Regions from separate parts of the Homo sapiens genome. Here region 1 is linked to region 2. A link is an interaction called in ENCODE POLR2A ChIA-PET data of the cell type or tissue named here. Cell type or tissue: PC-9. All regions are shown on one strand. Links, peaks and the distances in the headings refer to the core of each region. The heading gives the core; the rest is flanking DNA. Region 1 overlaps OSBPL9 (oxysterol binding protein like 9). Region 2 overlaps EPS15 (epidermal growth factor receptor pathway substrate 15).

Region 1 (3,028 bases), core at 209-2,708, 270 kb after region 2:
TTTCTCCATTGAATTGTTTTGGCATTCTTGTTGGCAGTTAACTAACCATAAATGTGAAGATTTGTATTTAGACTGTCAGTTCTATTCCATTGACTTATTTGTCTGTACTTACGCCTGTACTATACTGTCTCAATTACTGTAGCTTTGTAGTAAGTTCTGAAATTGGGAAATGTAAATCTTCTAACTTTCTTTGTTCTTTTTCAAGATAGTTTTGGCTATTCTGGATCCTTTGAATTTACATATGAATTTTAGGATGGACTGACTTTTTCATTAATGTATTAACATGTTCATCTCTCCTACTTTGAAAAATGTCTCTCCTAATTCTGTTTTTTTTTTGAAAATATCATCCTAACCTGTCTTCCTCAATATACATTTGTGTATTGAAATGCCTGTCTCTGTTAGTCCATCTTGCATTTACTCGACAGCACTCTTTTTTACCTCCACATTTCACTGAAAATTCCAGCAGAGGTCCCCAGTGATAGCTTTGTTGCTAAACCCAATGGGTGCTTTTTTCGCTCTTAATCTTAGCACTGTCTCCATAGCATTTGATGACACTGGTTACTCTTTTACAGCTTTAAAAATTGTTTTACTGTTCTTGAAGAGATGACATTGTACTCTTAATTATTTTTCTACCACTGTACTAATGAAGGCCTACTCTCAATTTTTTTTTTTTTTTGGAAAGGACTATTGCAGTATTACTCTAAATTTTTAAAAGAAGAGTCAAACTATAGTGAAAGGTCTATACAGTAGAAGGAAGAAAAGTCACACCTGAAATCCTACTTATCTGTGTTTTGGAGAATAGCTTTCCTAACAACTCTTTATGCACAAATACACATCTGTGTACTTTATATAAATGGAATCATTTTATACATGATATTCTACAACCTAAAAGCATTTTAAGATTTTTCTGTGTAAGTTATTGTACCATTTTGTATTGTATTTCTTCAAGAGGCAAATGAACAAAAGATAACATTTTTTCTTCATCTTTATTTAATAAGATCTCAGTCATCTGGCTTTGGGAAGTTAAAATTCCTACGCTGGCCTGGTGCAGTGGCTCGTGCCTGTAATTTCAATACGTTGGGAGGCTGAGGTGGGAGAATTGCTTGAACCCGGGAGGTGAAGGTTGCAGGGAGCTGAGATTGCGCCACTGCACCCCAGCCTGGGCGACAGAGCAAGACTCCATCTCAAAAAAATAAAAAAGAAAAGAGAAAAAGAAAAATATCTAAATTTTTTATTATGACTTTACTATGACTTTGTGATCTGCTTCAATTTATCTTTCTTTTTTTCTTTTTTTTTTTTTTTTTGAGATGGAGCCTTGCTCTGTTGCCCAGGCTGGAGTGCAGTGGCGTGATCTCGGCCCACTGCAGCCTCTGCCTGCTGGGTTCCAGCAATTCTCCTGCCTCAGGCTCCTGGGTAGCTGGGATTACAGGTGCGTGCCACCATGTCCAGCTAATTTTTGTATTTTTAGTACAGACGTGGTTTCACCATGTTGGCCAGGCTGGTCTCCTGACCTCAAGTGATCCACCCTCCTCGGCCTCCCAAAGTGCTGGGATTACAGGCCTGAGCTACCATGCCCGGCCTTAGCTTAACACTCTCTATTCACTTGAGCTTTTCTTCTGTTCCTTTGAAGTTCTTCAAACTTGTTCTTGCCTCAGGGCCTCTGAATGTTTTCTGTCTTGGACAGGTCTAGCATGGTTGATTACTTCTTATACAGGTTTTCATTCATATGTCACTGCTCAGAGAAGCCTTTCTATAACAAACCATCTAAAGTAGGCCTCTCACCCTCAGTTGCTATCATAATCATCTCGTTTGATTTTTCATGGCATATATTGTTATTGCTTTATTTTGTTTCTCTTGCTTATTGTCTGTTTCTGTCTTGTATGAATAGAATGTAAGTTCCATTAGAACAGAGACTTTATTTATCTTCATCATTTTATCTCCAGCATCTAGAGCAGTGCCTGGCACTTAGTGGCTTTTCAGTAAATATAGTCATGGGTCGCTTAACAATGGGGCAGGAGTGTGGGGAGATATCTTCTGAGAAATTTGTTAGGTGATTTTATCATTGTGTGGATGTCATAAAGTGGGCTTACACAAACTTAGATCATATAGTTTACTACATACCTAGTCCATGTGGTAGGCTGCCACCCTGTACAGTGTGAAACTGTATGGGCAGGCCAAAGGGAAAACTTCTTGGCCTTTGGAGGTTCGCTGAAATGCAACTGACAAAAGGCAGATTCATAGGAGAAAAGGCATACAAATTCACTAATGTGGCTCGGTGCAGTGGCTCATGCCTGTAATCCCAGTGCTTTGAGAGGCTGAGGTGGGTGGATCACCTGAGATCAGGAGTTTGAGACCAGCCTGGCCAACGTGGTGAAACCCTGTCTCTACTAAAAATACAAAAATTAGCTGGGTGTGGTGGTGTGCGCCTGTAGTCCCAGCTACTTGGGAGGCTGAGGCAGGAGAATTGCTTGAAACTGGGAGTTGGAGATTGCAGTGAGTCAAGACTGTGCCACTGCACTCCAGCCTGGGCGACAGAGCCATATTCCATCTCAAAAAAAAAAAATTATTAATGTGCATGGGGGAGGGGGAGTTATGGAGTGATTACCCCAACCCCCTAATGGAGTACAGTAATTTATATACCCTTTTTCACAGGGGACGGAGGAGATGGGGAGTGTAGACAATTCTTTTAAAGGGTACTAAATGATTACTGGGGGGAATGAATGAATCAAGGAGACAGAAAAGTCCATCCAGGTGTAGTTGCATTTCTCAGTCTTCTTTTCTGTGATAGATAATGAGATTTCAGAAAGGGGATAGAAGACAATTGTGGTTTTTTTGGTAAGATGCTTTTTTGGTCAGATAAGGAAATGCCAGAGAGTCTCTCCCGGCGCTGGGTCAGGGAGAAACAAGACAAGGTTAGAGGGACCTTGATCCTAAGTTTTATTTCTAAGGCCTTTCAATTTTCAAAAGCACCATGCCCAAGTGCCATATTTTCTGGGTTAGTCGTTTTCTGCACTACAACATTACTGTA
Region 2 (2,719 bases), core at 1-2,500:
TTAAAAACAGGACAGGGCTAGCCTTTTTGACCTAATGTAATGTAAAATATTTACCACTTCAACTTTACTGAGACCCTCACACAACAAATCATTTTTAATTTAATCCCACTGGTAGTTTCCTAACCCTTAATGTGTAAAAAAGCTAAGAAGCAAGAAAAAAAAAAAAAAGCTGATTTTGCTATACATCATATTAAAGTATTGGGTATACTAAGCAAGATGTGATTTAAACCTAATCTTTTTTTTTTTTTTTTGAGACAGAGTTTTCGCTCTTGTTGCCCAGGCTGGGTGCTATGGAGCAATCTTGGCTCACCACAACCTCCGCCTCCCGGGTTCAAGCGATTCTCTTGCCTCAGCCTCCCGAGTAGCTGGAATTACAAGCATGCACCACCACGCCCGGCTAATCCTGTATTTTTAGTAGAGATAGGGTTTCTTCATGTTGGTTAGGCTGATCTCGAACTCCTGACCTCAGGTGATCCGCCCATCTCGGCCTCCCAAGAACCTAATCATATTTTATAAAAAGCATTTTGAGCCAGGCATGGTGGCTGACATCTGTAATCCTAGTTCTGTGGGTGTGGGCCAATTGCTTGAGCTCAGAAGTTCAAGAAGTTCATCTTGGCAACATGGCAAAACTCTGTTTTTACAAAAAAAATTAGCCAGGTGTGGTGGTGCACATCTGTAGTTCCAGCTACCTGGGAGGATCACCTGAGCCTGGGAAGTTGAGGCTGCAGTGAGCTGTGATCATACCACCGCTCTCCAGCCAGATCGACGGAGTGAGCCAAAAAAAATAAAAATAAAACAAAAAGCATTATGAAGATTTCTCCAGGCTTTGGGAACTTTTAGACCAGTCTAAATAAAATCTTAACACTCATAATTATTATGTTGGGGAAATATTTTTATCTACCCCAAACAGCAACCTTGGCAAATACTAAATTAAAAATTCTAATTGGTTTCAAGTCTTGTTACATAGAAAATCCTTCATGAAAGGATGAAATAAAATACACTGTCAGGCTTTTGAAATGGTAGTTTTTTTCCCTAGGGAATTAAGCAAAACTTTGAAACGTGTAATGCTTAACCACATCTTTCACAATGAAAAAAGAAGATGTTCTTATTATAAGCTGTTTTTTATTATACTATATTGAGATTTTGGAGCAAAATGCCTCAGCTGTTGTTCAAGACTCCTTCCAACCAGATTTGTTTTTTTTTGTTTTTTTTTTTTTTTTTGAGGCGGAGTCTCGCTCTGTAACTCAGCTTGAGGACAGTGGCACTATATCAGCTCCCGCAACCTCTGCCTCTGGGGCTTAAGTGATCCTCCCACCTCAGCCTCCCTAGCTGGGATTACAGGCATGCGCCACCATGCCTGGCTAATTTTTGTATTTTTAGTAGAGACGGGGTTTCACCATGTTGGCCAGGCTGGTCTCACACTCCTGACCTCAAGTGATCCGCCCGCTTCGGCCTTCCAAAGTGCTGGGATTACAGGTGTGAGCCACCCCGTCTGGCCCCAACAAGAGTTTGACTTGCTAAAACCATACTTAAGATATTAAATGCCACAAACTACCAGAGGGTTATTTTACACTAAGAGAATTATAACCTTCTAAAAAGGCCAATTTTTGATTCTCTGCTTGAAACAAATCAAATTCCATCTAATGAAAGTTAAGTCGGGCTGGATGCGGTGGCTCACCCCTGTAATCCCATCACTTTGGGAGGCCAAGGCATGCACATTGCAAGATCAAGGGATCGAGACCATCCCGGCCAACATGGTGAAACCCCGTCTCTACTAAAAACACAAAAATTGGCTAGGTGTGGTGGTGCGTGCCTGTAGTCCCAGCTACTTGGGAGGCTGAGGCAGGAGAATTGCTTGAACCTGGGAGGTGGAGGTTGCAGTGAGCTGAGATTACGCCACTGCACTCCAGCCTGGCGACAGAGCAAGACTCTGTCTTTAAAAAAAAAAAAAAAAAAAAGGAAAGTTAAGTAAGGCTGGGCGCGATGGCTCACACCTGTAATCCCAACACTTTGAGAGGCTGAGGCCGGTGGATCGCCTGAGATCAGGAGTACAAGACCAGCCTGACCAACATGGAGAAACCCCGTCTCTACTAAAAATACAAAATTAGCCAGGTGTGGTGGGTATGCCTGCAATCCCAGCTACTCGGGAGGCTGAGGCAGGAGAATTGCTTGAACCTGGGAGGTGAAGGTTGTGGTGAGCCAAGATCGCGCCTCCAGCCTGGGCAATAAGAGCAAAACTCATCTCAAAAAAAAAAAAAAATCAGTATAATTCTGGCACTCCATTTTTACAATATTCAAAATATTGATTCCTATTTTGCTCCTTCATAGTCAAGAGAAGCCACCAGAACTTAGAGTACAGATTCAAAAGCTGGGAGCTCAGTCGTCTTAGTTGCATGCAGATTCTTTTTTTTTTTGGAGACAGGGTCTGGCTCTGTCACCCAGGCTGAAGTACAGTGGCATGATCACAGCTCACTGCAACCTCCACCACCTCAGCCCCCCAAGTAGCTGGGACTACAGGTGCTTAAAGCACTTTGGCCTCTTAAAATGCTGAGATTACAGGCGTGAGCCACCACGCCCGGCCTGCATGCAGATTCTTGACTACCTCCCTTCTAACTAGAAACAGCTGCAGGAATAAAGCAATTGGTTGAATGGCCCAATGCTACACTGAGGAGGGAAATATTAGGCAGAGTTACCTGGCCACTAGATCTATTTCCAAAAT

What was found. Peaks named below come from ENCODE experiments on the same cell type or tissue, not always from the same donor. Only the 100,000 strongest peaks of a DNase experiment are listed, where the experiment ranks them.
Region 1: POLR2A ChIA-PET joins it to region 2 with 22 read pairs; 4 of 35 experiments call an interaction of 5 or more read pairs at or near these places.

What each region holds. Positions count from the first base shown.
Region 1 is chr1:51,627,398-51,630,425 of GRCh38, forward strand. All of the region lies in intron 1 of OSBPL9 (oxysterol binding protein like 9), which reads left to right. Among named protein-coding and RNA genes, the nearest start is that of OSBPL9, 12 kb to the left of the region's middle. In PC-9, for the core only: no CTCF peak of the experiment used is centred there; no DNase peak of the experiment used is centred there; H3K27ac peaks cover 580 bases.
Region 2 is chr1:51,357,506-51,360,224 of GRCh38, forward strand. All of the region lies in intron 24 of EPS15 (epidermal growth factor receptor pathway substrate 15), which reads right to left. Among named protein-coding and RNA genes, the nearest start is that of TTC39A, 28 kb to the left of the region's middle. In PC-9, for the core only: no CTCF peak of the experiment used is centred there; no DNase peak of the experiment used is centred there.